Regions from separate parts of the Mus musculus genome. Here region 2 is linked to region 1. The links are chromatin loops, found by intact Hi-C in ENCODE. Cell type or tissue: left cerebral cortex. All regions are shown on one strand. Each heading gives the region's core, and the rest is flanking DNA. Links, peaks and the distances in the headings are about the cores only. Region 1 overlaps Gldn (gliomedin). Region 2 holds the start of Cyp19a1 (cytochrome P450, family 19, subfamily a, polypeptide 1).

Region 1 (15,954 bases), core at 8,640-11,139:
TCCAAGGAATTGGGACTGGTCCAAATTCAGACAAATCTGTTTTTTTAAAGTTGCTATTTTTATTCTTTATTCTGGATAGTTTTTCCGTTACCTTGCCCCACGTGTTATCCAATCTCCACTGTATATATGTTTCTGTGTATACAGTTCTGTGCCACCTCATCTTGGCTGTTGACTTGATGCATCTGGGAAGAGGGAACGTCCCATGAAAACGTGTCTCCATCATGTTAGTGTGCATTCCTGCCTGTGAGCAATTGTTTGGGTTGATGATTTAGGAAGGTCCGCCCACTGTGGGCGGAGCCACACTAGAGCACTTGGTTCTGAGTTGTGGGAGAAAGCTGGCTGAGCCCAAGGCAGTAAAACAGCCTTGCTCCATGGTCCTCTTCCTTAGCTCTTGCCTTGGCTTCCTATATGATGGACTACAGTGTAAGTTCAAATAAACCCAAGTTACCTCGCCAAGTTGCTTGTCATCAGGGTGTATGCATCACAACAACGGAGAACATACTAGAACATGTCTAGTTTCCATGTTTTCCTATAGCAAGAACAGTCTTGTGTTAATTTAGATTGCCCAGTATTCTGACAGAACTAGCAAACAGGGTTTCTACAGAGAAACCACCAAGATAATTCTACCCCAATGTACACACACACACACACACACACACACACACATGTGCATACACCATGAGGTAAAAATAACAATACACTTGTTTCTACATGTGATTATATTCAGGATAATTTTATTTTACTACTTACAACTGTTACTTGCTGGTCGTTTAGAATCTGTGGTTACTGATGGGAGATTATGAGATAAATAAGGCCACAGCACTGATGAAAACTGAAGAGCTCCACCCCCCACTTTTCCTTCAGGTAGCTCAACACCAGACAGGCAATGCCTGAGTAAGGTACTTGCTATGCTTGGAGGATGACGAGTGACTTTTCAAGGACTGTGCTTCCTCATTTGTCATCTCACCTTGTCATTTGATTATGAGGGTAAAAAGACTTCGAATGAGCCCAGCACCAGAATTGATCTGAAATATTCAGCCCGGACCACGTTCTCTGATACATTGATACATGATACATTGAGGCCAGAGCCAACTCTGCAACCTTAGTTGGACTCTATATTAGTTAATAGAAATGCTTTGTAAATGTTGAGTCTGGCCTACCTTTGAAGCTGGAAGGTGTGGTTTCTAGTATAATGGTATCTACTTTAGATTTCAGAGGAATTGGAGAATCACTTGATTTCATACAGACATAAATGAAGTGCTTTTAGAACAGCTTGGCTACAAGTGACAGCAGGGTTGATTACTATCTTCATTTAAAAATATAAGATGTGCACACTATTTTAGCAGTGAGCCTGAAACACTGTGTTGAGTGATATAGAATGAAGTCCTGTTTGCAAGAAAAGGAATAAAACCTTAATTCCTTTCCTTCTGCAAAGATAAATTCATTAAACACCAGTCAACCTTACTTGTTCTAATCCCACTACACTATAACGAAAGAAAGAAAGAAAGAAAGAAAGAAAGAAACAACCATGAAAAGAAACAAAATCTTCAGACGAGTTTCTCTAATCGTGAGTATATGTATGATTCCTTACACACAATTAAGAGAGTCAAAGAGCCACTGTGCCTGTGGTCCCAGCACCCAGGAATCTGAAGCAGGAGTTTGTGATAAGTCTGGGCGAACACAAAGACATTGCTTTAAAAAAAAGAAAAGAAAAGGAAAGGAAAGAAAGGAAAAGAAGAGAAAAGAAAGGAAAAGAAAGAAAAAAGTAAAGGAAAGCTAAGACATTTGCTAGTTCAGATATTAAAAATGAGCTAATTCAATAACTAAACTATTTTGCTTGTATGTACAATTAGTATTGTATCTATTCTCAGCAATGCTACTAAGTAATAAAAAAATGGAATTATATGTATATCCAGGTCTACCGCACTCAGAAACAGTATCTCATATTTGAATACTTTAAAAGAACAATACCATTCATTAGATACACTGATGAAACATTAGAACTCTACATTGCAACAAATGAATCTGAGAGAATATCTTTAAAAGCTGTGATGACCAACTGCAAAACCATCTAATCAAGAAGTGGGGAAGCTTTGGGACCCATGACCTTGAGAACTCAACAGGTTCACCAGTAACAGCTGCCTGGGTGCTTTCAGAGGGCAGGGAAAGTTAAATAGTTAAAATGCATACCCCAAGCCTCAAGATGCTTCTATTAAAAAAACTAAACCAGGTCACAGGCCCACTGAGAGTGGGTTTGGAACAGCTGGCCAGTCTTTCCTGGACAGTTTCTGTAGTGTCTTTTTCTATATTCCGGGGGGGGGGGGGCGATGAAATCCACAGCTTCCTCTTTGAAGCTCCACAGGCCTGCCTGGAACTCAATGAGTTGACAGAGAACGTGGTTATTTAAGGTCTTGTAGGAACCAATTAAACTAGATCCTTGCTATCCAAGAGGACAGACCCAACTTTGAGGACCACGTGGGAGTGAACATCTCCACGGCTGGAGGTTCTCTTACTCCATCTGATGCTGTCCTTAGCTGTTCCCTCTGCCAAAGCCCAAGCCACATAAAATGCTGCCTGTCAGTCCGTAGAAAGCCTAACCAGACTCAGGGAGTGAGCCCTTCTGAGAACCTGGCTCGTTCCCTGTCCTTAGATGAAAGGTCAACATTTTTTTTTCTTTCTTTCTGTAAAGGCCAGGCAGTAATGGTTCAGGATTTACAGAGCGGCTCTGCTTCACTGCTGACACACTCTGAGGCGAGATTCTTAGGTGCAGGGATGCGATGGTACAGGAAAAAGAGCTAAGCTGACTTTGGCCTTTGAGCCAATTGCCTTCCCTCATTCTAAACAGTAAGTATAAATGGTGCCTGTTTTCTGAAAAAACCATCATGTTTCCATGCTTCTAACCAGATTATTGGCCACTTAGTGTTTGACACTCTGATAACAATCCCATGGCCTTGGCAAAAGGGACCACGAACTGAAGATATCCTGTTTACTTTCCCAGCAGCAAACAATATGATCAGAAATTGACAGCATCTAGATGGCCTATGGGCCTGATGCAGCTCCATTTAGAGTTCTGAGCCTGTATCTATTCATGGTTTGTTTGTTTGTTTATTAATCTTGGATTTGTGTTTAGGAGCTGAAAACAATGATCATTCTGTAGTGGTAGGTGAATATTCAGAGAAAATAACAAATTATGAATAAAATAAAACCTTAGAAGCCATAAGAGCCAGTGCACCTTCCCTAAATACCAAATAAGTCATCACTGAAAGGCCCACCCCTCAAGCTGCAAGTAAGCTCACTTACATGTGGAGAAAAAAAAAAAAAGAATCCAGAAAGCATTCTAATATATAATCAGGCAAGAATCACAGAATTTCATCTAGGAAGAGGAAATGTCAGTCATACTCAGATGTTTCGTATTACCTATGGGGACGCTACGGTCGGGGGAGAGCTAACTTGCTGAGTTTGAGGAGGGATACTGGGTCACCAGATCTCTTCCACATCCATTTCTAATCTGTAGCTATTTCAACAACCTGGCTTAGAGCGGACTCGCCGCTTGTGCAAGAGCCCGTGGCATGGGCTTACGCTCCGAGTGCCTGGGTATCCTTTACCGGCTAGCTTTCTGTTGGGCTTGACCAAACCCTAGACAATGTGGAGTATAGAGAGGGAGCAGACAGCCGAGGGAACCCTACCGCTGACTTGATGCCGCTGACAGAAACTGCACAGGATAGAGCATCAGATGGCCATCTTCCCACGAGTATAAATGCTGATCTCTCATGTTGTATGACAGCATGGCAAGAACAGACTGGGACATTCTGAAATCAAAGTTTGCATTGATTTGCTTTCCTCCTAACAAATCAAAGGCAAACGTGACCCTCGTATCTTTGGTGTCTGTGACATAGAGGATCCCTCGGGCTATGAAGGCATTGCCAGCCTTGGATTTGGGGTATGTGGTGTTGATGTGCTGTGTCACGGAGAATGTCCTCTCATCCAGCTGTGCTACAAGGATGCTTGAGCCATCCACACTTGAAGCGTAGATAATCCAGATGCCCTTCTCATCCACTGCTATGTTGAAGTAAGTCTTGGAATTTGCAAAGAGGTATTTTCGATCAAAATACAAAGCATTTTCCAGCTTCAGAGTCTGAGGTGTCTCTTTCCCAAATTCAAATCTGAAACATTTTTCGAAAAGCAAGTTAGAGTGGAGTAAACATGTCTGTAGAAAGAATTCTCGTGAACTGTGTGGAAGCATCACCCGTCAATAAAAAAAAGCCTATGGCAATGAACTGAGGCAGGACATAGGAGGTGGGAGTTCTGGCAGGGAGAGAGGGGGGGGTTCTGGGAAAGAGTCAGATTCTGGAGATTGGAGCTGAGCTCTGGAGAAGATGGTTGCATGACCCGAGAAGTAACTAGCTGTGTGGAAGACATAAAATCAAATAAATGGGTTAAATAGGTTACAAGCTAGTCCTGGAACAAGCCAAAGCCTAAGTATTTATCCATATATAAGACATCTCAGAGTCAGAATGAAGGGACCGGATGGAAAAGCTGGAGGCCACACATGTTGGTGGACACTGGTGATTTGTAGTGCTCCTTATTAAGCTGAGTTACCAAGAGTGGACTAAGGCCTGGAGCTCTCTGTTGCCAAAAGGCTCCAGGAAACTTTTCTACTTGTCCTTCAGAGATGTTCTGAGCAGCAAGGATGTGAAGGCAGTGACTAGCCTGTGCTAGCAGAAGCAAGGGAGGCAGTAGTGTGGTGTTAAGGACTGTCCTCAAATTAGCAATGTGGCTTGGATAGCTTTGAACATCTACTCCTCTTGCCTCCACCCGCCAAGTGCTGGGATTACACCATCAAGCCTTGCTTCTATAGTGTGCTGAAGAGCAAACCCAGAGCTTCGAACACTCCCTCAATTGAAATACGTCTGTAGCCCCTAAATTTAAGTTTTAAAACTCCCAAGTTGGCTGGTTATTCCTTTATTTCATGCTGAAATTTTAATTAGGGACTAAACCACCAACCAAAGAGTGCTCGTGGAGCAATCCATGGCTCCAGCCGCATATGTAGCAGAGGATAGCCTTTTTGGGCATCAATGTGAGAAGAGGCCCTTGGTCCTGTGAAGGCTCCATGCCCCAGTGTAGGGGAATGCCAGGGTGGGGAGGTAGGGTGGGTGGGTGAGCACCCTCATAGAAGCAGGTGGGGGATGGGATAGGGAGTCTCCAGAGGGGAAACCAGAAAAGGGGATAACATTTGAAATATAAATAAATAAAATATCCAGAGAGAGAGAGAGAGAGAGAGAGAGAGAAGAGAAATTTAAACTAAAGGCCACTAGCTGAGAAGAGATATAGTAAAGGTTGTGAAAACAATTTTCTTGTGTGGGATTCCATGCCCATTAGCTCTGGGATCTGATTTCCAAGACTCCAAACAGAAATAATATCAAAAAAGTGAATTATGATTCAACCACTAGCTGAATCTGGGAATAAGTCAGGGATATTGGGCTAAAAGAAAACACCAGAGGGCGCTATTGAGCGGCAGAGCACAGGAGGATCCCATGACTGCTAGCCATTTAGGAAGCACAGCAAACAGAAGCAGACTAAGAAACCTGAGTTAAACTGGAAAGGGGTCTGAGAAGAGCAAGCACTTGGGAAGGACTCAGCCATACCAGCGCCTGACTGCTAGCAACTCTGTCCTGTGGTCCAGCCCCAGGGCTGAGGGAGCAGGTGTCTGTCTGTCCACAGAAACTGCAGCTTCGATACACCCTGCTCCTCCTCCTACTCTAGGCCTGTGGTTTGGTGTAGGCCTAGGCTGAGGAGAAGTCCCCTACCCAGTCAGCACAGCCCACCCAAGCCTGTTTGTGGTACAAAGCTATAATCTGGGGGACTCGGGAGGCTGAGGTGGAAGGATTATAAGTGAAATGCCCCCAAGTGACCATTTTGGTCCTAGTTTTGGCTAACTCCAGCTTGCACCTCACCTCACTGCTCCGCAGTCCCCACTGGGGACATCCTGCAGAGCAGAGTGCTCTCATGTACCTGTTGTTTCTACCTGTTGTTTCACAACACCAACTGTTTTATCAACTGAGCTGAAACCTTTGAAAATGTCGACCCCCTGCTGCCTCTGGTTTGATGTAATTCTGGGTTTTCTTTATAAACCCTATTCTGCCTTACATAGGGAGAAGAGTTCTTTGTGGCAGGAGTCAATGCCTAGTCACAGGCTTAAATAAAGGAACTCTGGTGGTATGTAACACTTGTGAGTGGTCTATAACAGCAAGTTCAAGGCCTTCTTTGGCAACACAGAGAAATTAAGAGCAGCCTAGGCAACTTGGTAAGACTGTGGTAGACTACTACACTCTGAGTATAACAACGACCATCTTTCTCACAACAGCAAACTCTGTGACAGGTGCACATCATCAGGGGCCTGGGTGTGGGACTCCCTCACTGTATTCTACCATTCCTTTGAGGGGGACAAACCCTGATTGATCTGCCTAGGCACATAAAGATGACAGAACACATCTAGACAATGGCAGAAGACAACACACAGTGTGCACACTGTGAGGGACATAGTGTGCACACTGTGGGGGACACTGCACGCCATGGCCCGGCACGGCGGCTCACCTCACTATGGTGTTGGAGCCTCCTTTGTGGTAGTAGAGAGAGTTGTTGTAAACAGCGTGCCCACAGCCGTGGAAATAATGTGGGAGGTGGAGGAGGGTGAAGCTGCTATTGAGGAGCGCCGGCAGGTCTTTGAACTCCTTCACCATGATGCCTGCGGGAGGGGAGGGGAGGAGGGAGACTCTTACCCACCAGCAAGGACAGCACTGCCCGTGAACGGTCAGGCTGCCGAGAGAATATCTGTCCCCTCCCACCCACCTTGCTCTTTAGCATTTATAAAATCAAAGTGCACAAGCCTGCCCCAGGAACAAATATTTGGTGTTTGGACAGCTACAGCTTGCTGCCTCCTATCCCTTCCTGAGCACCAAGACCACTGCTGCCCCTATACTGCATTTCACTCTTCCTTTGAGCCCCAAGCCCCCAGCTTGGTAGACAGAGGTTACTACTGAACTCATCAGTTAGTGTTGATGAAGGAAAGCAGCGGCTCTTAGCTTTTTGCCAACTGATGTGTACTGTCAGACCCTTCTGGAATGAAGCCACTCTTATTACCACCAGCCACTCTAACTACATCCTTTGGGGACAGTGTGATCAGGCCTAAGTTCGGACATGGAGAGGCTGTGAGTTGGCTCTTTGTCTTCTCCCCTGGGCGCCATCCAACAAATACGTGAGAAATATGGCCAAATGTACTCTCATAGGATGGTATCAAACTCAGAGAACAATAGGCTGTGCGCACAGAATTCGGCTTTTATAGCTAAGGTCATATCATCCGGAACACGCCAGATCACAGAGCCAGATGGTTAGTATTTGTAGGCCATAATTTGTCTTTTATATCTCTTCCATGGTATGGATTAGTTGATAAAACCTGTGGCTGTCGTGCTCTTTATTTCCGTCTGGCTATTGTGATATCACTGAGTTTACCCTGTAGTTGTCATGTGTCTGGGACCTGAACTACCAAGCTTGCAACCAACACGTTCAAGCTAGGAAAGTGTTCTAAACATTTAGTTGTGCCTTTTAAGATGAGGAGCCTTATACTAACACTAGTGGAGATCTCAGACACATGGGTATAGAATAAGCTTGAAGATAGGCAACGGATTGCACCAAATGGACCATCTCTGGAAGGAAGTACCTGAAAAATGTTCAGTCACCCAAATGCGGTCGTCACTTTTGTTAGCAGACTCTCTCATCCAAGTCCCAAAAGTCTCTCTCACTTTTAGGACTTGGGCTGGGTTGCCAATGGAAGTGATCATAGATTCTGTCAGAAGAAAAGAGAGTTACATACCAGCCAATTAAGGCATCCAGTTTTGAATTTCCAAATGGAATTTTTGTGTGTGGTGTTGGGAATTGAACTCAGGGCCTGTGAAGGTGAGAGACACACCCGGCACTAAGGTGCACCCCAGCCCAGGTGCTGGGGTTTGTACCTGTTTGTGGTGAATGGCGTTCATTTGCTTTCTCATCAGCTCTTCCCACCAAGGTATCATCATTGGGTATGACACACGTCTCCCCTACAATGACAACAATCAATGCGGTTGTCACAATGGGTTGGTGGCTTTGTATCTATAACCTCCACTTCCTCGAAAAGTCCCAAATGTACCCATTATAACATCTCCACCATGTTTCTTGGATGCTTGCTTTTTAGCAAGCCCAAGCCTCAGACTCCCAACCAGAGTTTCACTGATAGCTGGGTCCATTCCCTGGGAATATCCAGGAAGAACACTATTCCAAACAATGCAGGCGTTTGGAGAAAGTCCTGGTCCTCCTCCACAGCTGCTGCTGAAATGGCAGCTCAAGTTGTGCCTTGTAGTTTTAAGACAGGCAAGGCATTCTGGGTAACCTCTAGTTCTAAATCCACTATTGAAATATTTTCCATTATTATTATCATTTGTTTCTAAGGAACTTTTGAATTGAGTGGGGCCAGGTCACTCCTTGGCTGTCTGTTTTCTCTCTGTGAATTAGAAAGAAGCATAGCCTAGGATAGTCATGGGAATCGGAAGAAATGAGTACTGAGCACTGTGCCTGGCAGGCTTAGCACTCAAAACTAAGTGGCAGAGGATTGCAGGTATAGCTTAGTGGTAAACATGGGGCTCTGGGTTCAACACCCCCCCCCATACTATGGATAGTGATGGCGATTCTATGATTGTTCTCTGCACAGTGTTAACCAATTTGCCTGCCCCACTATCTCCCAGTTTCTTATTCTCTCAGGAATTTGTTGCTAACAGCTTAGGCCTCAAGATGCTGCTCTCAGGGGACCTAGTGGCACAGTGTCTTGGATTTGTGACAGTAATTAAAAACAAACCAAATAAAACCCTGCTCCTTGGGGGTGGGGGTGGGGGAGAGGGTTATATGGCCAGGAAGAGTCCCATCATGGAGGTAAGCGTGGGGAGACCAGTGAGGGAAGGAGCAATAGGCTCGGTGCTGGGCCTGACCATAGTCCTCACTCCCAGGGCAGGCATTCAGACTTCCTAGGAGCATATTTCAAGGATGAGTCTCATTTAGGACAATATCTCCTTTCAAAATTTGGCCACAAAGTCTGGAAGAGGGTATCTTTAGCATAAGGAGTGGGATCCCTGTGGGCAGGGCTTGGCAACCTGGACACTGGCTGTTGAACACGTTTGGTGGCCGAGGGCCTTTGGATCTTCTGCTTCCAGGAGGGCCTGGAGGCCCTGGAGGTCCAGGGGGGCCAGGGGGACCTTGGTCACCTTTGGCACCTAGAGAGAAGGAAAAGGAGAGACTGATACAACGTTCTCCACAGGGACAGATTCCAGTTAGGGAGAGAGAAGGGAGCAGCAGCTCTGGAGTGTGTGCACCCATTCCTAGAGATGACATAGGTTTGTTCTGTCTTCACTGAATTAAAGATCTACCATAGTAGGTCCTGTTGATCCACTATCTGTAAGAGCTGTGCCGAGAGTTTTATCAGTCTTCCCTTCATTGTTCCAAGTCTCTCTGTGAGGTGGAAGTGGGGTCCTCTCAGGAGCGTTCTGCTAGGGAGCCGTGGTGACTTGAGGTCACCAGTGGACAGAGCAGGATCTCAGCTCTGGTAGCTCTCAGCAGAGCCAGGCCATTGTCACTGCAGTGCCAGAGGATCCCAGTTCTGACTTTCTAAAATCCCAAAGGAACTCTTCTTCCTCCCGTCCCCCTCCTTTGCTTCCTCTACTGCTTCCTCACCTTCCTCTCCTTTCCCTCGGGCCATCCTTCCCATTCTCCTTGTGGTGGGGAATTTAACCCAGCAGCTCTTGCAAGCCAGATGAACACTTTATTACTGAGCTTGATCCTCATCTCCTACAGATCTTGATTACTGTCCAACCCCAGAGACACTCAGAGTGCCTTCGGGGAGACTGGTCACCTGTCCTTTGAAACCCTCCTACTTGACAGCCAGGTAGGAGAAGCAGACCAACCTTGAGCCTCACTGGACTCCACTATTGTTTACTGTGGGACCTTGGTCTGACCGTGTAATCAGACCTGAAGCAAGAGTGCAGCTTTAGCCTCCCCATGCTTGGGACTACAGGCGGGAGCCACCACACCCTACCAACCGAGGCAAATGCTTTAAGTTACGCTAGATACCAGCTTCAGATGTGCCTACATGGAGAAACAGGCACAGCTTTGAAAATGCAGACCGCCATGCTGAGCATGGCTGTATACAGTTATAACTGCAACACTTGGGAGGTGGAGGCAGGAGGGTCGGGCAAGGCCAGTCAGTCTCTGCTACATAGAGAGTTCCAGGTTAGCCTGGGTGTACAGAAGACTCCATCTCAAACAAACAAGGAGGGAGAGAGAAGTCCAATGCCTGCTGTAGAGCAGAGGCTCAGAGAAGAGAAAAGTCACCAGAGCAGCCATGGGTTGGATGGGACAGGCATCTGTGCCCTAATGCCAGGAGGACACCAGCCTACCTGTCAAAAGCACGTCATTGGACACGTCTCCTTTGTCTCCCTTGTCACCTTTCTGCCCTGGTGGGCCCTCATTTCCAGGTAGACCCAGTTCACCAGCATCTCCCTTTTCTCCCTTTTCCCCTGGATTTCCGGTGGCTCCAGGTAACCCTGTGAGAAAGCAATGCCATATTAACTCGGGCGCACAATTCTGCTTCACCCTTTGTAAAGACCATACTTTTGCAGAGCGGCTTTGCAAACCAACCACAAAACCCCTTACCAACCTCCATGGATGCTGCTGTACACTCACTATGGGATGGCATTCCCAGGTGGCTCTGGGGGCTACTTTTAAGGAATCTGCCTGAGCCACTAAGTTGAAGAGTGAAGCAAGAGAGGAGACAATGACAGTTTGAGTAATGCACCATTCCCACGTGTGTCATTGAGAGGACCATAGATACAGCCACTGTCACCTGTGCTCTTAACTTCTTACAATATAATGAGTGGTGGGCTGGGCAGTCATCTGCCCTTTGAGCAAAGTTGAAATGGTGCTTGTAACTGATGCTGCTAAGCCAACAAGGGCAGATGACTGGCTGCCTCAACTCCTTGCTGTCTCTTCTCTGCTATAATAGACTGTACCCTCAAGTGCGGCCAAAGTAAACCTTTTGCTCCTTAAGTTGCATCCATCAGTTATATTGTTGCAATGACTGGAAACAGTCAGAAAACCTAAGGAGAGAAAGGCTAACTTATGATGGTTACCATTGACTGCAAACCAGTCTGGCCCCTCTAGGCTTGTTTGGTCTGTTGCTTTACTTGGGTGTCCACAGCCATCTTTCCTGGGACTAGTCTAGCCCCAGTGCTATTTCTTATTGGACACATGAGAAATCCAATCTTTCCAAAGCTCCACCCAATACCCCAGTCAACACGAAATACAAATTCAGCTTTCAAGAAAATTATTCTAAATGTTAAATTATAGCCAAAAATAAATTACCATAATCCAAGTTGCCCTAAATGTGTTCTGAATGTAACTGCTTGATACCATGGACTCTAATATTTGAGGCGTTCAGTACATGTAATTCAGTATATTAACAAACAAGGAAAAGCATGTCTTAATGGGTGCAAGAAGGCATTTGATGTCTTTCAACATGCATTCTCAATGAACTCCTCATCAAACTAGCAATAGGAAGGAATTTCCTCATTCTGCAAGAGTGTCTGTGGGAAACTGACAGGTGCGATAGCCTTTCCCAGTGAAAGGTTGTGTGCATTTCCCCTAGTGTCAGGAACGAGGCAAAGGTGTTCACACTCAATAGGATATAGAAGCATGATACTCTAGAGAAAAAGAACTAGAAGGCTCGCTGATGGGGAAGTGGATATCAAAGCTTCCTTAACATGCAGCTGGCCTGACGGTTTATGTAGAAAATGTCAAGAAATCTATAAAAAAAAGAGCAACTTGAAAGTCACAAGTACACAAGTGTCCCGGGATTCTGAGAGGGGGAAAGTGGGTGCACAAAGACATTGTTAGGAATGAACCATATATAAGACCATATAATAAGAAAGAACTGTTCATTTTGGTAAGAATTCCCCGAAGATAATGTTTAATTATGTTGCTCAAAGTGAGGGGTTGCAGACATCAGGAGAGCCGGACACATCTGTCATCACAAGCCTTCCTGTATTCTCCCCGTCCACAGCCAAGGTGCTGTGGAACCTCCTGCCTCTATAATCACTGCCAGCTCCTTGGCTCTTCTGCAGGCCCCATCAAAGTTCAGCTCATCTGCCCCTCTCCCTATGTTACTGATTAGTCACTCTCTGGAACAGCAAAGCTTTTCCTCCAGTTTGTTTATTTGTTTGTTTTGCTTTTAAGATCTCACTATACAGCCCTACACAGCTAGCCTCAATCTCGCAGTGATCCTCCTGCCTCTGTCTGGGATTCTAGTGTGCACTTTCACAGATTGCTTATGTGGTGCTTCAGACTCTCCCCAGGGCTTTGTGTGTGCTTCATGAATGATCTACTGGCTCTGTTCTCTGGATCACCCTACTTCCTGCCAATCATGCTGCATCCCACCATATCTATTCTAAAAAGGCGTTTGTCAACCTGTGGGTGGAGACCCCTTGTGAGTTGTTGAACAATTCCTTCACAGGGTCACCTAAGACCATGGGAAAGCACAGATATTTATGTTATGATTCATAATGGTAGTATCTTTTGGGTATATGCCCAGAAGTGGTATTGCTGGGTCTTGAGGTAGAACTATTCTCAGTTGTCTGTAGTAAAATTGCAGGTCTGAAGTAGCAATGACATTAGTGTTACGGGTCAGCACAACACGAAGAGCTAAGCTAGAGGACTGGAGCACTAGGAAGCCCGAGACCCACTGTACTAAAGGACTGCAAACCTTCCAGGTTAGAAGGCACTGTAGAATTTGTTTAGATCAATTTCCCTTCCAATCCTCAAGTCTCTCTGTGTTACCTGCTATCTAGTTGGCGCAATTTGTTTGTTTGTTTGTTTTTTGAAACAGTCTCTCTATGGCTGTCCTGGAACTCACTCTGTAGACCAGACTAGCCTGGAACTCACAGAGGTCTGCCTGCCTCTGCCTTCCATGTGCTGGGGTTAAACTTGTGTGCCGCCTCACCTGGCCACCGTGGACTCATCTTGGGCTTTCAGTGTCAGAAGATTTTACCTTGGAGTGCAGCACAGAGCCGGGGCTTTCGGACAGTGGTGGGAACTTGCCAAGCAATGGTGACCTGGGTTCAGTCGCCAGCATCACAGAAACATGGACTCAAAACATAGTGAGGAAAATGCTGCTTTCTAGATTTCAGCGAATCATACCAAAAACCTAGAGCTGAGCCTGGTGGCCAATGGAGACTAGTTATTTCGAGAATCGAAGGCAAGCTTGGGCCACCTGTGACCCAGTCCCAGAAAGCAGTAACCATGAATCTAAATGAACAATGTGAGATCCAGCTATCACTGAGAGGACACAGCAGGGGAGGGCATAAAGAGGGACAGGCCTCCCCGGTCAGCACTCTCTCTGCTGTGGACTTGACCCCTTCGGTCAGAAGCAATACAGTGATCTAGTATTGAGTAAGGGCCACTCTTTACAGCAGCACTGAGAGCTCCTGGCTCTGGGTCATTCTTGCTGAGAGACACTTGGACTTCAGGCTGAAAAGTGACGAAAGCCCTTCTGTGGGTGCTCTGCCTGAGAAAGCCTCCCTTTATTGGGATTTTAAATACGTGGTTTGGCACATTATCTGAAGGAGACAAAAGGCTGGACGGTTGCTATAGAGTTTCGCCTGCACTATGTGCCACGTGCTACTGACACCTTCTCAAGGTTCCGAACAACCCACATTCAGCAGCCCCGAGGGAAGCAGCGGTGTCGCCTGCTCACAGGAGGCTTTTCAGACCTTCCTTCTGACTCAGGAGCACGTCTGCACCACCACCTGCTTTCCCTGCCTTCGTCTTGTTCCTCCCTCGAGTGCCTTCTATTTCCTTTCTCAAAAAGGCCACACGAGCAATCACGTTCACTCTGTATTGTAGCCCTACCACAGCCTTTGCTTGAGGGTGTCTTCTGCCTCATAGCTGGGGTGTGCATGGCCATTTTTCATGTTTTGGTAAAAGACAGTGGGGGATGTTTTGTCTACATCATGTAATCTGTCTTTTCAGTGTCTCTCTCTCTCTCTGTGTGTGTGTGTGTGTGTGTGTGTGTGTGTGTGTGTGGTGAGTGTGAGTATATGTGTTATATGTGTGGTATGTGTGAGTGTGTAGTGTGTGTGCTGAGTGTGAGTGTGGTTTGTGTGGTCAGTGTGTGTGTATGTGTGTGTGTGTGTGTGGTGTGTTTGAGCAGAGTGTGTGAGTGTGTGCATGTGAAGGCCACATGTTGATAGTAGGTATCTTCTTCTATCACTCTTCACCTTATTGTTTTTAATTTTAAAAACAAAACAAAACAAAGCTGGGTAGGGTGACACACACCTTTAATCCCCAGTGCCCAGAAGGCTGAAGCTGGCAAATCTTTCACTTTGAGTGCAGCCTGGTCTACATACTGAGCTCCAGATGTGACTAAGTAGAAAGACCCTGTCTCAAAAAAAAGAAAAGAAAAGAAAAGAGAAGAAAAGAAAAGAAAAGAAAAGGAGAGGAGAGGAGAGGAGAGGAGAGGAGAGGAAGAAAGGAAGAAAGGAAGAAAGGAAGAAAGGAAAGAAAGAAAGGAAGGAAGGAAGGAAGGAAGGAAGGAAGGAAGGAAGAAAGAAAGAAAGAAAGAAAGAAAGAAAGAAAGAAAGAAAGAAAGAAAGAAAGAAAGAAAGGAAAGGAAAGGAAGAAAGGAAGGAAAAGAAGGAAAGGTTTATTTTTGAGTTTGGGGGTGGAGTGTGCTCATGTGGAGGTCAGAGGACAACCTACACAGTCAGTTCTTCTTTTCCACCCAGAGAGTCCTGGGCACTAAACTCTGGTCATCACACTTGTACTGCTAAGCCAGATTATTGTCCTCGTCTTACTTTTTGAGATAGGATCCTGTTACTGAGCCTGGAGCTTGCTGCAGTCTCCGGACTCACTGGCCAGCAAGCTCTAGGGACAGAACCTTCTGTCTGCCCTTGGCACTCTCCAGCTGGGATCACAGGAGCACACTGTTGTGCCTGCTTGTTGTTTAGCCATCACATGTGGCAAAGCAACCTCTGTTGGTAATTGACCGTGGCCACTCATTGGCATCACCCAATGAACGTTCACTGTGTGTATACCATCTACCCACACCCAGGTTAGGTCAGGGCTGCCGGTCCTGCACAGCGGTGCTGCAGCACATGCCGCTTTACTGGCATTGAGCTACAGTTGGAGAAGAAATGCCATGCTATTTCTGCCTCACACCTGAGGGAGAAACGGCTGTCTTGTTTTCTTCTGGGGTTGCCCACTCAAAGCAGACAGTTCCACTAAGCCTGTGATAGTTCCAGGTTGGTATTGGTGTCATTGTCTTCACATCAGGGTGTTCTTGGCAGTGCCACCTGTCACTAACTGAAGCAAAGGAGGGAGTGTTGTGCAAACCCCAATCACCAGCCACACACTGGAGGGAGGGCATTGCTTTTGGTTTTCTTAATATTGATTTGATTTTTAGTTGTTTTTCTAGAGAAGATACTGTAATTCTAATTTTTTTGGTAACATTAACTCTTACTGAGAAAAATATGAGACAGATGGAAAGAAAAAAACCAAGGCCACTTGGTTCTGAGGCCCTAGAACATCAGACTTCATAGACGGTACCGATACATAACTGGCAACATTCAAGACTCCAGTCTTAACTGCAAAACTAAAATGGGTTTTTCAGCCTCATGCAGGACCTTTCCATGTAGCTTCCGTTTTGGAAAGGACATCACAGAAAGGGAACTAAATCAGGTTCAGAGAGACAATACAACGTGATCTCACTTAGATATGAGGATAAGGCCGATCCCAAGATCTCAGAACGCAGAGTAGCATCTGTCAAAACCTAGACAGGTTTGGGGGCAGTGGGAAGGGAGTCTGGTCTGTATGGAGTGAGATGAG
Region 2 (15,954 bases), core at 6,706-9,205, 140 kb after region 1:
GCTACGTGGCCACGGCTCTGCCAAGATGACCAGGCCGGAAACTTTTGGTTTGTTTGTCTTACTTTATCTCTAGAAACAGAACTAGATGTAGCATCTTGCTCCTTTTCTTTTAAAAATATTTTCATATATAAATGAAAATATATATAATGAATATTTAATGGTACACCTTGACCACTTCTCTTTGTTCTCATCTCTCATCTCTCTCTCTCTTTCTCTCTCTCTTTCTCCAGGCAAGCCTCTTCATAAGTCTTGTGTGTGTGCATGTATATGTGTGTGTGCATTCATTCCACTTATTTGATTAGGGTTGCTATTTGGGCAAGGGTCACTAAACAATGGCCACATCACTGAGGGACATGAGACCTCCTCCCCAGCAACCATTCACTACCTTGCCCCTTAATGTTTCATTTTGTTTTATGAAAACCTCTGAGGCTTTTTCTATGGTGCCCTCCCAGTCAAAAGCTAGAGTGCCCCGGGACCCATTTCAGAGAAATTTATAGCAGGTAGGAGATAGTTCTGGGAAAGAAGGAAGCTGACTCTCTCAGGAGGAGAGGATGACCTGAAGGAGCTGGGAGATAGAACAGTGGAAGCGGGGGTGGGGGTGGGGGTGGGGGAGAGAAGGCCAAGGCAGAGGAGGAAGAGGAGGAGGAGGAAAAAGGAACTCTTGTAGGTAGAGTGTTTTTAGGCCAGTGAGGAACTGACTGTGAGTGGAGGTCACTGATGAGACCAGCCAGGATGTGTCTGAAACCCTTACAGGCAAGTAGAAGCAAGAAACGGGTATAAGTAAAACGGAACCAGAAACCATCCAGCCTTAAGTGTGCCGGACAAAGCGATGGGGAAAGCCGGAGAGGCATGCCCGCGGGTTACCATGGGGAACGAAGGTATGGACAGTGAAATGAAATACAATGCGGCGCGAGGCTACCTTTCACGGGCCTAGGCGTGCCCCTGAGTAGTTACACCATGCAAACAGACCTGGTGTGAAAGGTTTATTGGGGATAAAGGAGAGGAGTGAGGACCTGGGGAAGAGGATAAAGGTAGGTGAGAACAGAGTCATGAGGGTAGAGAAGAGGGGGAAAGGGAGAGGGAAGGAGGGAGGGAGGGACGGAGGGAGAGAGGGGAGGGGACAGGGGAGAGGGGAAGAGGGGGAGAGAGAGGGAGAGAGGGAGAAAGATGGGGGGTGGTGTCCTGGAGTGGCTGGCGTTTCCTTCCATACTGATGCAAGCACCTGTCCCATCTGGTAGCAGGTGATTACGTAAGCAACTGCTAGGTCCGGGGGGGGGGGGGGGGGGCAGACAGCGAAATTGCCTGCTCCCTAATATGCAGTGCAGACTCCCGGTCACAGGTTTGCAGCGAGCACATCTGAAGGCCTGGGTATGGTTCAGGAAGTGGAATCTAACTGCGAAGGAGAGAGGCACACATTCCTGTCTTTGTAGGAGCTCACATGAGGCAGAAGAGGAAACTGAAGGAAAGCTACAAATTTTAATCAGTTAATACTCCATTTGACTTTAAAGAGATTTGAGCAGTTTTTTAGTAAAACAACTAAAACTGAAGGCTAAGTAGAAATAAATGATTTCTATTATTCTCAACCTCTTCTCTACAGATAGAGTTTCAGAGAGCTGATCTTAGGAGGGTCAGCTGACCTTCTGGCCGCCAGGCATAACTGAACAAATTTCAGAAAAGACACCAACGATTAGACCCCACGATGTGGTTCTTTGAAAGCTATGGCATTTGACTCAGCTGCTGAGCCTGAGAGGAGGCTGTAAATAGACCGGAATGGGCACTGGATTCGTTTGGTGTGTAGTTTTAGAGGAAGGCGGTACTACTCCATGCTGTGTGGCTACCAGGATATCTCCCTCAACAGGCATGTCACCTACTCAACCTCTGAAAGCTCTGAAACTTGTAGCCACCCAGAGAGGATTGACTGTCCTCCCAGGAATCCTCAAGATTTTTCATAGGAGCTTTTAAAAACGAATCGAGCAGCCGGGCGTGGTGGCGCACGCCTTTGATCCCAGCACTCGGGAGGCAGAGGCAGGCATATTTCTGAGTTCGAGGCCAGCCTGGTCTACAGTGTGAGTTCCAGGACAGCCAGGGCTATACAGAGAAACTGTCTCTAAAAACCAAAAAAACAAACAAACAAACAAACAACAAAAAAAACAACCAAAAAAAAAAAACAATCAAACAAACAAAAAACCAAAAACCCAAAAAAAAAACCAAAAAACCAAAACAACGAATTGAATACTAGAGAATCTAGACGGAAGATATGAATTACATTCAGCTGACTGTACCTTGTCATCAAGAATTGAGCAGAAGGTACTGTGAGCTGCTATTTAAGTTAAATCGGGGCTAGCCCACTGTAGTCTCTCGCAGAAGAATCTTTGATCCTCTGGTCTTGGGTCTGGGCTCGAGTACCAGAAAATGGGCAAGTATAAGAATAGGAAAGCAAACTACCCCCCTCTTTCCCTTGAGCAGGCATGGCTGGGTCCCACCAACCTCTGGGGCATTGCTAGGTCCCACCAACCTCTGGGACATGGCTGGGTTCCAGCAACCACTGGGCACTAGAAGTTCAATCTCTCCCCGCCAGAGCAGGTAGAGGTTGAAGCGCTAGGAACAACAAGGAGTACAGAAAGAAGCTGGATAGGGCTAGGGTGGCTGCTGTACAAGTAGAAAAGGAAGGACTTCAGGTCTTGCCCAATAAAGGAACCAGAAAAGGGGCTCTATATCCCCTTGCGTAGGGGGTCTGACCTCAAGGACACAGGCCCATGAGGGAAGCTATAGGGAGTGTCTGGTTCACGCTGAATTGGTCTCCTGCTCCCAGGATGCTGGCAGTGATCCCAGCCAGACCCTCAGCCTTACAGAACCTTAAGAAGGGCAGCACTGCCAGCCCAAGGATACTCTGTGGATTGAGGGAGTTCTACGAATATTATCAACTTATGAATAAACAAGTCTAGCCAGGTGGTGGTGGTGCACGCCTTTAATCCCAGCACTTGGGAAGCAGAGGCAGATGTATTTCTGAGTTTGAGGCCAGCCTGGTCTACAGAGTGAGATCCAGGAGAGCCAGGGCTACGCAGAGAAACCTTGTCTCGAAAAACCAAATAAATAAATAAATAAATAAATAAATAAATAAATCTATCAAATCAGTTTTGGAAACATGAAAAATGGCTTTTCTGGAGACATCATTCTTCAACCATTAAACATTTCTATACTGATAACAAGTAAAACATGGGCCAGAAGCCCAAGGAAATAAAGGAGAATACCTTTCTTTAGGTTCAGGACTTTTTTTTGGGGGGGGGTGATAGCTTGCTGTGACTGGACATGGGGAGGCTATGATAGGAGGAGCAGCCAGTTAAAAAGATAGGGAGAAGGAAGGATGAGAAGTGCCAAGATTCTGAAGCCAATACAAGAAGGCTCTGGTCTGGAGGTTTGGAGAGGCTTGACAAGTTTGTATTCAACGCGACCACGGGGTCCCGGTGAGGGCATCTAAGTGGCTGTGTGTAGGCAGGGCAGCTGGGGCTTGAGAGGTGGATGGGGTGGGGCCAAGGAAAGACTGGAGGGAATTCCCACCAAGAGGTCAGTGCACAGGCCAAAGCACAGACATAAGGAGTGGGAGCCAAAGCAGGTGAGTGCAGGAGTGGAACAGGAAGGGAAGGCTTGTTGCAGGTCTTAGCACAGACGTAAAGAGGAGCGGCAGCGAGCTCAGTGCCACACAGAGAGATCAAGAAGGGGCAGGGGCTTGGGGGATAAGACTAATACTGTTTTTCCAGAGGACCTAAGTTTGGATCCTAGCTCCCATGTTGAACAGAACTGTCTGCGACTCCAGCTCCAGGGAGCTCTAATGCCCTCTCCTGGCCTCCAAGGATACCTGCACTCACATTATAGCCACATACACATAATTTAAAAAACAACTTAAAAAGAGAGAGAGAGAGAGAGAGAGAGAGAGAGAGAGAGAGGATGAAGGTGGGCATCACTGATGTAGTGAAGTAGGGACTGGGAAACATGTCCAAAGAGAGGCAATGGGCACAAGTGATTTGTTGGAAAGCAAAAGCAGCTAGCGAGAAGAGAGAAGGGTTGGGGTGGGAGAAATAATAAAGAAGGAGGAGAAGCTGGCGTTGTAAGGAGAAGCTGGCGTTGTGGGAATCTTGAGAGTGAACTGCAGGAAGTAGAAAGAGTGAAAAGAGTAGTGGGGGCACAGAGGGAACTTCCAAGTCAGAAAGGTTGGTGTTCACAGGTCATTCTGACACAAGCTTCATTGTCCAGCACTCAGGAATCCCAAGTAAGAGGAGCCAGCACGGGTCACACAGTGAAGCGTGGTCTCAACAAACAAAAAAACTAAGAAAGACAGAGGTATAGCATTGAGTATATTCTGAAAGGTTATTGTGGCTATTGCACCATCGTGTTCATTCACCATTTGATGGGACATCCCAGAAGAGAGATTGGCCATTGCCTTAGCCATGAGGTCAGATCAGGGGACCAGTGACACTATCTCTACACTGTCTACTCTTTTTGTAAAACTGGGAGGAAAATATAGAATTAAAAAAAAAGATTCCTTTTGACTCATGCTTTTTGGACATATACCAACTGCTGTGTATCAGTCGTATCTCCTTGTTCATCAAGGATGCTGTCTAAGTCTGCCTGCCTCCCCTGGTACCCAGCTTCTCGGACCCCGTCTGCCTTGCGTTTTCTGTTAACTCATTTTTCTCCTTATGTTCTCCTCTTTTTCTGTCATTAAATCTTGGTGTCCTTTGAGACCATTCTCAGTCTGAACAGCTTTACTGAATGGTGCTTTCCGCAGCCCAGGGGTTAATGTCCACGTACACATTTTCCTGCAGTCTTCCGCTCAGAGCTGCCTCGAGCTCCCAGATATTAGCATCTGCGCATGTCTGAACAGTTCCTGGAACTCAATGCATTTCTGTCTCAAAGAATGGCACCACCATCCCTCAAAGTTGAAATTTCCAGTCTGGGAGCTTAGGGATGGTTCCTAACACTCTTGTTGACCCTGTTCCAGCAAATTTAAATCAAAACCACTTACACCACTTCAAATACCAAATGTCTCTTGACCCATCTGCCTCCTTGAGCCCCCAGCTCTCTCTCACCCCCCTCTTGTCTACAGAACTGTGGAAGATAACCAGTGTGTCTCCTTTCCACCTCAAAAGTTGTCAGTGTGTCTTACTACCTCTGTGATACTCTTTCTTCTGCCACCAGAGTGTTTGAAAATTTCTGAAGATGTGATCTTACTGACTTCTGCTCTTGTCCTTTGATGTACAGGACAAGTCCTTCAAGTCAAACTGCTGCCATCTTCATGAGTTGAGCTGTGCCCACTTGCAAAAGATCATCACAGCTGGGTCTGTTGATTGTTGACATTTTCTCATTCAAGGAGGGGTAGGAGGGTCATGGGATCTGCATGTTCATATCTAGCCACTCCTCCTACCCAGTTGTATGCAGTTCTGCCCTAATTGTACCTAGAGTCAGGGAGGGGCTGGCCTATATAAAGTGGGAAGAACTAGGGCGGGGTTTCATTTATGTGTCAACAGCCATGGGTGGTGCAGACTGTCCTGTGTGGGGGCTTTAAGGCCACCTGTGCTCCAGCCCGTAACCTTTCACCCATATCTCTGTAAGTAAGCCCAATGAACTCATTGGCTCTTCAGAGTGAGCTGTGGTGGAATCATGCCTCCGAATGTCTTTAGGACCTCTGATGAGGGGATAGTTGTTTATATATTCTCCAAGGAAGGAATTTTGGTGACACCCTTCATTTCCTCTCATTTCACACTTAGTTAGCTTCTCGTTTCTCTTAGGAAAAACTCCAGCATCTTTACCACAACCACAGTCTATACGAATGTGCCAGGCCCAGTGTGCTTCACATATACCCCTCTTTTGGAGCTTTGGAACCTAGCTTTCTTGCTGTCTCTCTGTCTCTCTGTCTCTCTGTCTCTCTGTCTCTGTCTCTGTGTGTGTGTCTTTGTCTCTGTGTGTGTGTCTGTCTGTGTTTCTTTCTTGCTTGCTAATGGCTCTTTTTTCTTAGCATCAAGCTTTCCCATCCACTTCTACCAAGCCTTCCACTCTACAGTCCCTCTCTTCTTAGAACAGAATGTTCTCCAGACAAAAGACTCTCTGCTCTCTCTAGAAGTTGTCGTTCACTTGAAAAACCATCCCATAAATGTTTTTATGTTTTCAAGATCCTCAACTCCAGGGAGTTGAGGTTACAAATGTCTTGCTTCTAGTGGTAACCTTAGGAGTCATTCCCCCGGGGGAAAGCCCAATGAAAGGGGTGCACCGAGGGGGAGCCAACATGGCTAGGCTATGTTTTCAGGAACGAGGGACATAAAAGCGGGAGTCTGGGGATACTGGAGAGAATGAAAAAGAGGGAGACTTGTACTCATTCCTCAGACTCAGACTCACCAGCTAGTCTCCCTGGTGGACAGACAGAAAGTAGTAGTGGTATGATCTGATAACACCTACATCCATTCCTTGCAGAGGCTTTAACTGGGGTGTCTAGGAATCCCTTCTGGCAATATGGGGACTAAGGCTGTACCCTAACCCAAAGGTTGTCAGGACACCAAAGCCAGACTCTGTCCCTTCAGGTTTTGCCATGAATCAAGCTGGGGACTTTGCATAGAGACTTGGCATTTCATTAGCCTGAGGTTGACCAGGGCATTAAGTGAAGGCATTACACCTGAGACAATGACCTTTAGGGGGACAGTGAAGACTCTGGTAGTTATATTGCTCTTGAAGGCACTGAGCACTTGAAAGTTGTGCACATGTATGTGTGCGGGTGGGTGCATCGAATGCTCCTCTGTGTATGTGTGCATGCATGTTTGTGCATTTGTGTGTGAGTATGTGTGTATTTTCCATGATGTGAACAATCATGTATTCCTCGTGCTAGAGCATTGACAACACTAAACAGACTAAAGATACGATTCCTCCCAAATCTAGCTCAGTGAGGCAATGAGTTTACTGGTGTTCCAGGAACACAGGTGACAAAAAGGCAGGCGCTTCACTGAAGGCCCACCCCAGCACGGGGGAAGACTCACAGCGTGACACACCTCAAACCCTCTGATCAATTGGCAGGCATTTCCAGTGAAGAGAATTTCCTCACACTCATCTCTCAGTTCTACAATGCTGGAAATGGATCACACACACCATGCGGCATTCTGAATATCCCGAATCCTGAGCTTCCTGTCTGCCTCCAGGAGGGAACATTTCGACTCATAGGAAATAGCTACATGTATGTGTCTGTTGTTGTTGTTAATTGTGTGTGTATGTGTCTATGTGTATGTGTGTGTGTTCAAATGCTTCAGTGCCATTGTGGAGGTCAGAGGACAGTATAAGAGTTGGTTCTCTCTTTCTACCTTGTGGGTTCCGGGGCTCAAATACAGGCTGCAAGTGCCTTTACCCCCTAAGCTATCTCATTGGCCTGCTTCCTTTTTCTGTTGAGCATTTTATTCTCTGCAAGAGAAAAAAAAAACTGTCCAAAGTTAACAAAGGGAGCAGCTACAAACAGCTGCCGACTCTTCATTTCCCACTCAGAGCAACTGGAAAACTGTAACAATTAGACTGCTCATCATATGCACAGACACTTTTCCAGTGTCTTGAACTTAATTATTATTGAATGGTAGCGTAATATAATGAGTTAACAAATGAAGAACAAACTGAATAAATTCAATTGTGAAATTTCTGTGGTTGCTAGAAACCAAAGGTTGCGTAGAGGTCAGGGGAGAAATGTTATTACATAGTGCCCTAGAGTCTGGTGAAAGGTATGGCCTTTCTCCCCTCAAAAGTGCATGTGTGGGTTGGAGAGACCCTACTCCACGGCTAAGAGTGCTGGCTGCTCACAGGAATGTGCACTTTCGGTTCCCAGCCCTCATGGCAGGCAACTCACACGTGCCTGTGACTCTAGCTCCCTCTTCTGGCCTCGTCAAGCACCTGCATAAATATGTGCATACACCCATGCAAACACACACATAAAAATAATATATTTAAAAAAAAAAAGTGTATGTGAGCCCATTCAAAAATTTCTGCAGCACATCAGGGAATCCACAGAGCTCCTGATGTCCAATTTGAAATCACTTTTGTGGACATAGAGTTCCAGTGTGAGGTCAAACTCAGGTCAAACTCAGCCAAAATTTTCTGCCTGTATCTACTACATAAGCTTGGAGTGGGTCATCTGCCATTGGAAAATGCATTTGATGAAAATGATACAAGCTTCTCAAACTTAAGTTTTTGGCTTTTTTGTTTCTGCTTTTTGTTTTGTTTTTGTTTTTAACTACTGCCATCTCTAAAGCTCCTCCCTGTAAGAGTTTTTGATAAAACCTGACTGAAGACACCTCAGCATGCTGTTGTTGAAACCTGCAGGTCCAGCAGCTCAGCCTAAAGAGGAATGACCTGCACAGGGCACAAGTCATCACTAGGAACAGATGGCTGAGTGGCACCTGAGTCACTGCAGGGCACACTACTCTTACTGTTCTCTGCCCACTCCATCATTTTTCCTTTCTCCCTCTTTTAAAAAAAGATTTATTTATTTTATGTATGTGAGTACATTGTAGCTGTATTCAGACACACCAGAAGAGGACATCAGATCCCATTACAGATGGTTGTGAGCCACCATGTGATTGCTGGAAGTTGAACTCAGGATCTCTGGAAGAACAGCCAGTGTTCCTAACCACTGAGCTATCTCTCCAGCCTCCTTCTTTCTCCCTCTTTATTCGTGCCCCTTCCATCCCCACTGCCTCTCCTGCTGACCCCCATGAACACTGTTTAACCAGCCTATGGTCCTAGTTCTAGATCCTCATTAAAGCCACCAAAGACTGCCATGAGTAACATATCTTGAATTTCATAGATGCCCTAATGAAGACTCTCTGAACACTTTGATGGTGCCCAAGAAATGCATTCTTTCTGTAGAAGGGTACAGTCCGGGAAAATAATTTTGATTATGGGTAGGAATTAGGACATTGTGTATGTTGATTTATTTTTATAATTATATATTTATAGTGTGTGTGTGTCCTGGGGGATGAACTCAGGTTGTTAGACTTGGGTACGGGAGCCTTTTCCTGCTCATGATTTGTTTTGTTAATTGAGTTTGCTTTTAATAAGGAGGATTGCCTCAGCAAATGCTGCTGATGAAATCACAGCATTGTGATTGTTCCTCTGGAATGAACTTCAGAGAGTTGACTCTCAATTGAGCACGTCACTCTACTAACTCAAGGGCGAGATGATAAGGTTCTATCAGACCAACTGTTGAACAGAACCTGAGCCTCCCAAGGTCATCCTTGTTTTGACTTGTAACCACAAATTTGTCTTGTCTAAGTGTCCAATCACTATAAAACAAAATGCCCATCTCTCCAATCCAGCACCCTTCCAAGTGACAGGAGCCACAGCCAAACCGCTGGGTTACGTTCTAACTCCACCACTGCTTTCTTCCCATAGAACTTTACTTTTTTTTTTTTCTTCTGAGGCCAAATAGCGCAAGATGTTCTTGGAAATGCTGAACCCCATGCAGTATAATGTCACCATCATGGTCCCGGAAACTGTGACTGTCAGTGCCATGCCACTCCTGCTGATCATGGGCCTCCTTCTCCTGATTTGGAATTGTGAGAGCTCGTCTTCAATACCAGGTAAGCTGTTGCTTTAATTCTACACTAACAGAAAGAGTTTCACGGGGCTTTTTGGTCTGTGGCATGCATTATCTATTTATTTTATTTTATTTGTTTGTTTATTTATTTTGTAAGAAGAGCAAAATTGCTCTTCTTCGAAGAAGAAGCACAGCTCACAAGCTGGACTTGTGAAGATTAGGACATGGTAAACTGATCACCTGCCCACGACAGATGACCACATCACAAATGGGTGTTAGATGCTCCCTCCAGTCTGGGCAGTGCTTTGGGAGGTTTGACATGGAGTAGGCAGGGTCAAGTTCTAGAATTTTTGGCTAAATTAAAACAAGCACCACCCGATTCTAATAGATTCCAGCTCTGCTGTGCCAGCCGGCGAAGCGCCTCTGGGCTGCCCTCTCTCGCGTCCTCTTCCTTCCCCTCTGCCCTCTGTCCTCAGGGACACCTTCCCCTCCCTTGCTTGCGTTTATCCTTTCTCTCAATCGTATTCTTCATTTCTTTTATTGGCAGCGTGGTGATGGTGATGGTGCCATAAGGGTTGAATGAGAACTGGCTATTGGGAGAAGAATAGGGACAAGGCCCATTCTCTGGGAGCATCAGAGTCGGACAGAATTATTCCAAGGTCTTTGTGTCAGTCGAAAGCAGAGACTAATATAATTCTTCTGATAATCTCAGTGAACCATTTTGCCACCGGGGCTGAAATGATCAATTATTAAGTTAATTCAGAACAAACAGAAATTTCAGACAGTGTCTTTAAGTTTAGGTATGAGTTCCTCACACTATCACCAGTTTCTAGCTCTGTAAGCTATCCAACAAGGCCTGTTTCAAAACCATAGTGACCACACATTCACAAATGTGCTGAGACTCTGAACAAGGCAGTTGGAAGTGACAGCTGCACCAGGGAGTGCACAGACCAAACGCTGTGCCTGGATTCTTTCTCATGTGTTTCCCATAGTTGCCCATCTATCTGGTTCAGCCTGGCACTTTAATTTCTAATTTAGCTGAACACTGAGTTAAGTGTGTTGACGTCTACCTTGGCTTGGATACTCCCTGCCACAGATTTCCCTTCCAGTGGTGAGCTCCTTGGTCAGGGGAAAGGATGAGGGTAGGATGCAGTAGAACATCTCTGTTTCCCTGTCATAGGCTCAGATGCTAAAGTCCAGCCTGTATCATAAGAAATCAGCACCGTATCTGTCAAGAAAGCCACACAATTCTCAAATTTTAGTATAAGAACAACTTTAAAGGAGATTAGTTTGCTAGCTGGTTCCCAAGCCCTTCCCTGGAGTGTTTGAATTGCAACCTTAAACAGTTTTGTTGTTGTTGTTGTTGGGTGTTTTGTTTTGTTTTGTTTTTGAGACAGGGACCTCGCTATGCAGCCGGGACCATTCGGCTTGTCTAAAACTCATTATGTAATGTAGATCAGGCTGGTGTTGAACTCACAGAGATTTATCCGCCTCTCCCTCCTGAGTGCTGGGATTAAAATCACGTAACCACCACACTTGGCTAAAACATATACTTTTAAAAGAGGCACAGTGAGAAGTGACAGTCCTGGGGCCTGGGTCAGGAAGGGAGGTGGTACTTCCTGTATTTACCACTTCTGGGCCAGGGATATGGCACTGCTTGTCTTCAGTGTCAATCACCTAGACAGGACAGTGGTCCTGTTGGTAGAGCCTGTGGGTTGATACTGTAAAACCTTTCCTTGGTGGTTTTTCATGAGCAGCCAAGTTTGAGAGCCACAGAGATAAGCCCAACTCCTCTGTGTGTTAGAAGGGGAAAGCCCCGGATGATCTGTGTTGCCAAGGAACATGGTTTAAGAAGTAAGAGAAGCCAGAAAGTCCAAACAAAATAAAGGGTTAAATCCCAAAGGAGGGAAATGGTCTGCTGATGCCCAGCTAGAAGGAAGACAGGAGCCCCGAGGAGAAAATCAGACTGTGAGTTCCCACCTTACAGTCACACTTTGCAAATGCAAGCTCTGGTCAGTTCTCCACAGAGGCCCAGCCCAGGATTCTCTGGCTCCTGTCAGGCATAGGAAATAAGAAAACTGGTCTGTCCTTCTGGACTCTTCCGTCATTGCTCCCAAATAATGACTCTCTGGACTCTTGGATTCACAACTTTGAGGGTATTCTGGGTCCTAAAAAGCCTAAGGGAATTTAAAAGCTGTAGTGACTAAAAGCCCTTATCTAGTAAACTTCAGTTGAGGCGGCTTTCTGCTCACTGTCTGGTAATGTTGGTGACAGTGCCAGGTTTTGGTTTTTTGTTTTTTGTTTTTGTAGAAGAAACTGTAGTCAAAGAGGAGAGGTTTTACCCCCTGTGTTATGGCTCATGGAGCGATCTAAGCCTCATCATTTATGCTTGCTGAGAAGTCAAGCTAGATCTTTGCTTGACAGCAAGGGATAGGCAAGGAACAAAGGTGGGGGCCCTGACATGGAAAGGCAGGCTGATACGGAGGGGAAGGAGGCTGCAAAAGTTGGGGAGCAAAGACTGGTTCCCGTGGGAGGCAGTGCCACTTCAATTCTGATCAATATCCCAAGTCCTCTAGTTCAGCATGTGTTGCCTTCTCCCTGGCAACCTTCCCTTCCTCGAACACAAGGCTGCCCCAGTCTTGACATTGGTTCTCTCCCTGTAGGTAATAGATTCTTTCTTGGGCATTTCACACAAAGGAGTGTGACATGCGACACTCGGGAGTAGACATGACAACATGTCCCTCTTTTTTCTTAAGAAAATATTTTACAGAAAACTGAACAAGGTGACGACAGACTTGCTATCAGAGTTCTTCACAAGGAATAGGATGCTAACTATTCCAGATGGTCTTCACGCCATCCTCTCTTCCTCTATTTCTCTTCTTCCTTTTCCCCATCTCTCCCTTTCTCCCTCCCCCCCCCTTCTGTCTCTTTCAGAGGTAAAATGTTTTTCCTGGATTTTGTAACAATTACTGCCTTGTGACAGTTTGGGACCCAATGTCATACCGTCAGACAATATAGATTTTTTTGTCTTGTTTTAAATATTTTAGCAATACACGTATACTGTTTGTCTCCATTGCTCCTTTTGATTACTGTTAAGTCAGCAGGATCCATCCAGATGGTGATAGCATTGTGCTTCCTTTCCACTGCTATACAGTCTTGAGCGTTACAAAAATCTCACGGTTCATAGAGCAGACAATGCCTCCAGCTGGGGTCCTAAGGACAACAGTCTTGCTGTGAAAAAGGGTGTGCACGCATCTCTCAAGGGTGTATCCATAGGTGTGAAGGCCAGGTTCCAGCTAGATAAGTGTCCCTAACTATCGGCATTTAAGGATGCTCTCTGGCGACATCAGAAGACAGTGAAGTATTTACTGCTCCTGGGAGTGGGCTGCGGGACTCAGTCTATGCCTAGAGAAACATTGCCAGTCTGAGAAGCTGAGAGCTGCCTAATGTGTCAGCAACTAGAATACTTCCCTCATATTTTACCCATCCGTGGTTCAAGATTTACATGTAAATGCAAGGAATATATGCACATAGATATTTGTATAATGTGTTATAATTATTTGCTTTTTTTTTTACATCTCCTTCACTACTCTGCAAGAATATAGATTAATTGTACTTATTGTTATCTCTAGACCTTGACTTGGAACAAATATTTAAACTAGGGTCTCAGGAAATGTTTATTGGATGAATTAAGGTGACATAGAGTTGGGAATTACGTATCCCAAACTCTTCCTGGTAGAATATCCCCCCTCCCGCTCCCTCTCCCTCTCTCTCTCTCTCTCTCTCTCTCTCTCTCCCTCCCTCCCTCCCTTTGCCATCTCTCTCCTTCCTTCCTTCCTTCCTTCCTTCCTTCCTTCCTTCCTTCCTTCCTTTCTTCCCTCCCTCCCTCCCTCCCTCCTCCCTCCCTCCCTCCCTCCCTCCCTCCCTCCCTCCTTCCCTCCCTCCCTCCCTCCCTCCTTCCCTCCCTCCCTCCCTCCTTCCTTCCTTCCTTCCTTCCTTCCTTCCTTCCTTCTTTCCTTCTTTTCTTTCTTTCTTCTAGACAGGGTTTCTCTGTGTAGCCCTGGTAATTCTGGATCTTACTCTATAGACCAGGCTGGTCTTGAATTCAGTGATCTACTGCCTTTGCCTCCTAAGTGCTGGAATTTAAAGCTTTATACCACCACTGCTGCTGCCTGGCTAAATACACAGACTCTTAATCCACATATTGTCTAGCAAGCTTCATTTCTCAATATATACAAATCTCCATTGTCATATCTTTTTAAATAAATGTTTTCATTTTGGCCAGGTATGGTGACACACACCTTTAATCTCAACATTTGGGAGGCAGAGGCAGGCAGATCTCTGTGAGTTCGAGGCCACCCTGGTCTACATAGCAAGTTCCAGGCCAACCAGGTGCTACATAGTAAGACCCATCTCAAAATGTTTTTATTTTGATAATTTTTATGTTTTATGGTAGGGAAATACTATACTAGTAGGGGAATAGTGCCTCCCAAATATAAGCCATTTATAGTATTGCCATTGTGTTTCATGGAGTTTGACTAATAAGTAAATATTTGTAGACAAGTCTTTTTTTAGTCAAGTCAATACTTGGCCTCATATAAATTAAATGTTATATAATCTTCTTCCACTTTTGATCTAAATGTAAAGACAGCCTAAAATGCTCTAAGAAAGAACAAAAACTGTTGTTATTTCATTTAAAAATTTGTGTGTTTGTGTGTATATGTGTGTGTGTGTAGGACAGCACTCAAAAATTCACTCGTTATATTATGCACACACAGCCAGTTTATTTGAAAACACTTGCGGAGCATCTGTGATGTACTGCTATAAATGGTATTTTGTTTACAACACATATTTTAAAGATTAAAAGTTGATATATTTGATATTTTGAAGAACGATGTATTTGATCAAATCTGCTTCTTTAAATTTTTGAGCAAACATAAGGGAATTGTTTCAATATAATGCCAGCACCTACGATATAATATTCTAACTCTACTAGAGTTAGAACATTGAAAACCTTTGACTATATTTTGATTCTATTGATCTTTTGATTCAAAGATCTTCTCTTCAAACAGGAGGAGGAGGAGGAGGAGGTCTGATAATTGTATTAATAGAACTTGGTTACTCCAAAGTGAATGGCTAAACAGTGTTTGCCAAGTTTGGGAGTGAACATCTAGGCCAGATGACTCAGCTGAAAGCTTACACCATCTAGATCATTACACAGATCGTGTAGTCTCATACAACCTGATATGCTTTTGCCTTTATAATGATTTCACTGACAACATGGAATTAAAAAAAAAAAGATTTAGAAAATTATTGTCCATGGTAAACCTTATTTATCTAACTTTTTACTGACCACTAGTAAACTATAGTCTACCAGGTCTGATTGAAATCCCAACACTTGGAAATCTGAGAGGAGAATCTTGGTGTTCCAGGATAGCCTGAGCTAAGCCGTTTAACCCTGTATCAAAAAACACGAAGAATAACCACACGTATGTTTGAAAATGCTGTGGTACTGGGTGTGGTGGCGCATGCCTTTAATCCCTGCACTTGGGAGGCAGAGGCAGGAGAATTTCTGAGTTCGAGGCCACCCTGGTCTACAGAGTGAGTTCCAGGACAGCGAGGACTATATAGAGAAACCCTGTCTCGAAAAACCAAAAAAGAAAAAGAAAAAAAAAAAAAAGAAAATGTTGTGGTGACACACATTACTTTGTATGCTGACCTACAAAGTTAACAGAACAAATGCAAGCTACAAGTTTGCTGTTTGACATAGACCACATACAATTCCCTCCCTTTCCCCTGGGTTCTTGCTCTGCATAATCCTACCATTGTCTATGTTAGCAAAGCTGTAAGCTGGACTCTGCTCTCTGCTGAAACCAGATCCTGTTATGTGAGTCCTAGTGTAGGTTGTGAGTTCTACATTGTAATAATGAGTTCTTAGGTTTGTATTACCTCACGAGATTTTTGCTCAAGACTCCTTTTCATAAACTGAGCCTTCTAAAAGCAGCGGGGTGTTTTGAGACTGAACATTATCCTCGCAGACCCTCTCTCAGATGAAAGAAAGCCATGCCCGGTTCTAGTCAATGCATTCTGTCAACTGGGCTGCTCACAACCAAGAACTTCCAGATAAGAGCAGCAGGCAGCCATACAGTCTCATCAGCTTGTCACCTGTCATGGTTCCTATGCTTATAACAGACCGATAAGTGGACTTTTATTCCAGACTCTTAGAAACGAGCGCATAGCTTCCCGTTTAGTGGAGCCGTGATGACGGATCAAGAGTAGCAACTTTGAAGCCATGCTTCTCATTCATGAAGAGGTGGAGAGTCTCCTGTGATCTTTGCTTTTGTTTTAAATCACCTTAAGTGACTCACATATAGACTCCAGAAGATATAAAAAAG

The links. Hi-C counts contacts between places; a loop is a spot of excess contacts. Peaks named below come from ENCODE experiments on the same cell type or tissue, not always from the same donor. Only the 100,000 strongest peaks of a DNase experiment are listed, where the experiment ranks them.
Region 2: it touches region 1 in a loop (4-fold over the local background); 32 of 42 quality-filtered maps call a loop at or near these places.

The regions. Positions count from the first base shown.
Region 1 is chr9:54,326,545-54,342,498 of GRCm38, reverse strand. It overlaps Gldn (gliomedin), which reads right to left. Exons shown (of 10, transcript NM_177350.5): 5 at 10,476-10,622; 6 at 9,177-9,296; 7 at 8,010-8,093; 8 at 7,718-7,843; 9 at 6,595-6,745; 10 at 722-4,163. The coding sequence ends at 3,683. Among named protein-coding and RNA genes, the nearest start is that of Gldnos, 33 kb to the right of the region's middle. In left cerebral cortex, for the core only: no CTCF peak of the experiment used is centred there; no DNase peak of the experiment used is centred there.
Region 2 is chr9:54,186,905-54,202,858 of GRCm38, reverse strand. It overlaps Cyp19a1 (cytochrome P450, family 19, subfamily a, polypeptide 1), which reads left to right and starts at 9,116. Exons shown (of 9, transcript NM_007810.4): 1 at 9,116-9,602. The coding sequence starts at 9,458. In left cerebral cortex, for the core only: a CTCF peak has its summit at 7,889 (motif pointing left); no DNase peak of the experiment used is centred there.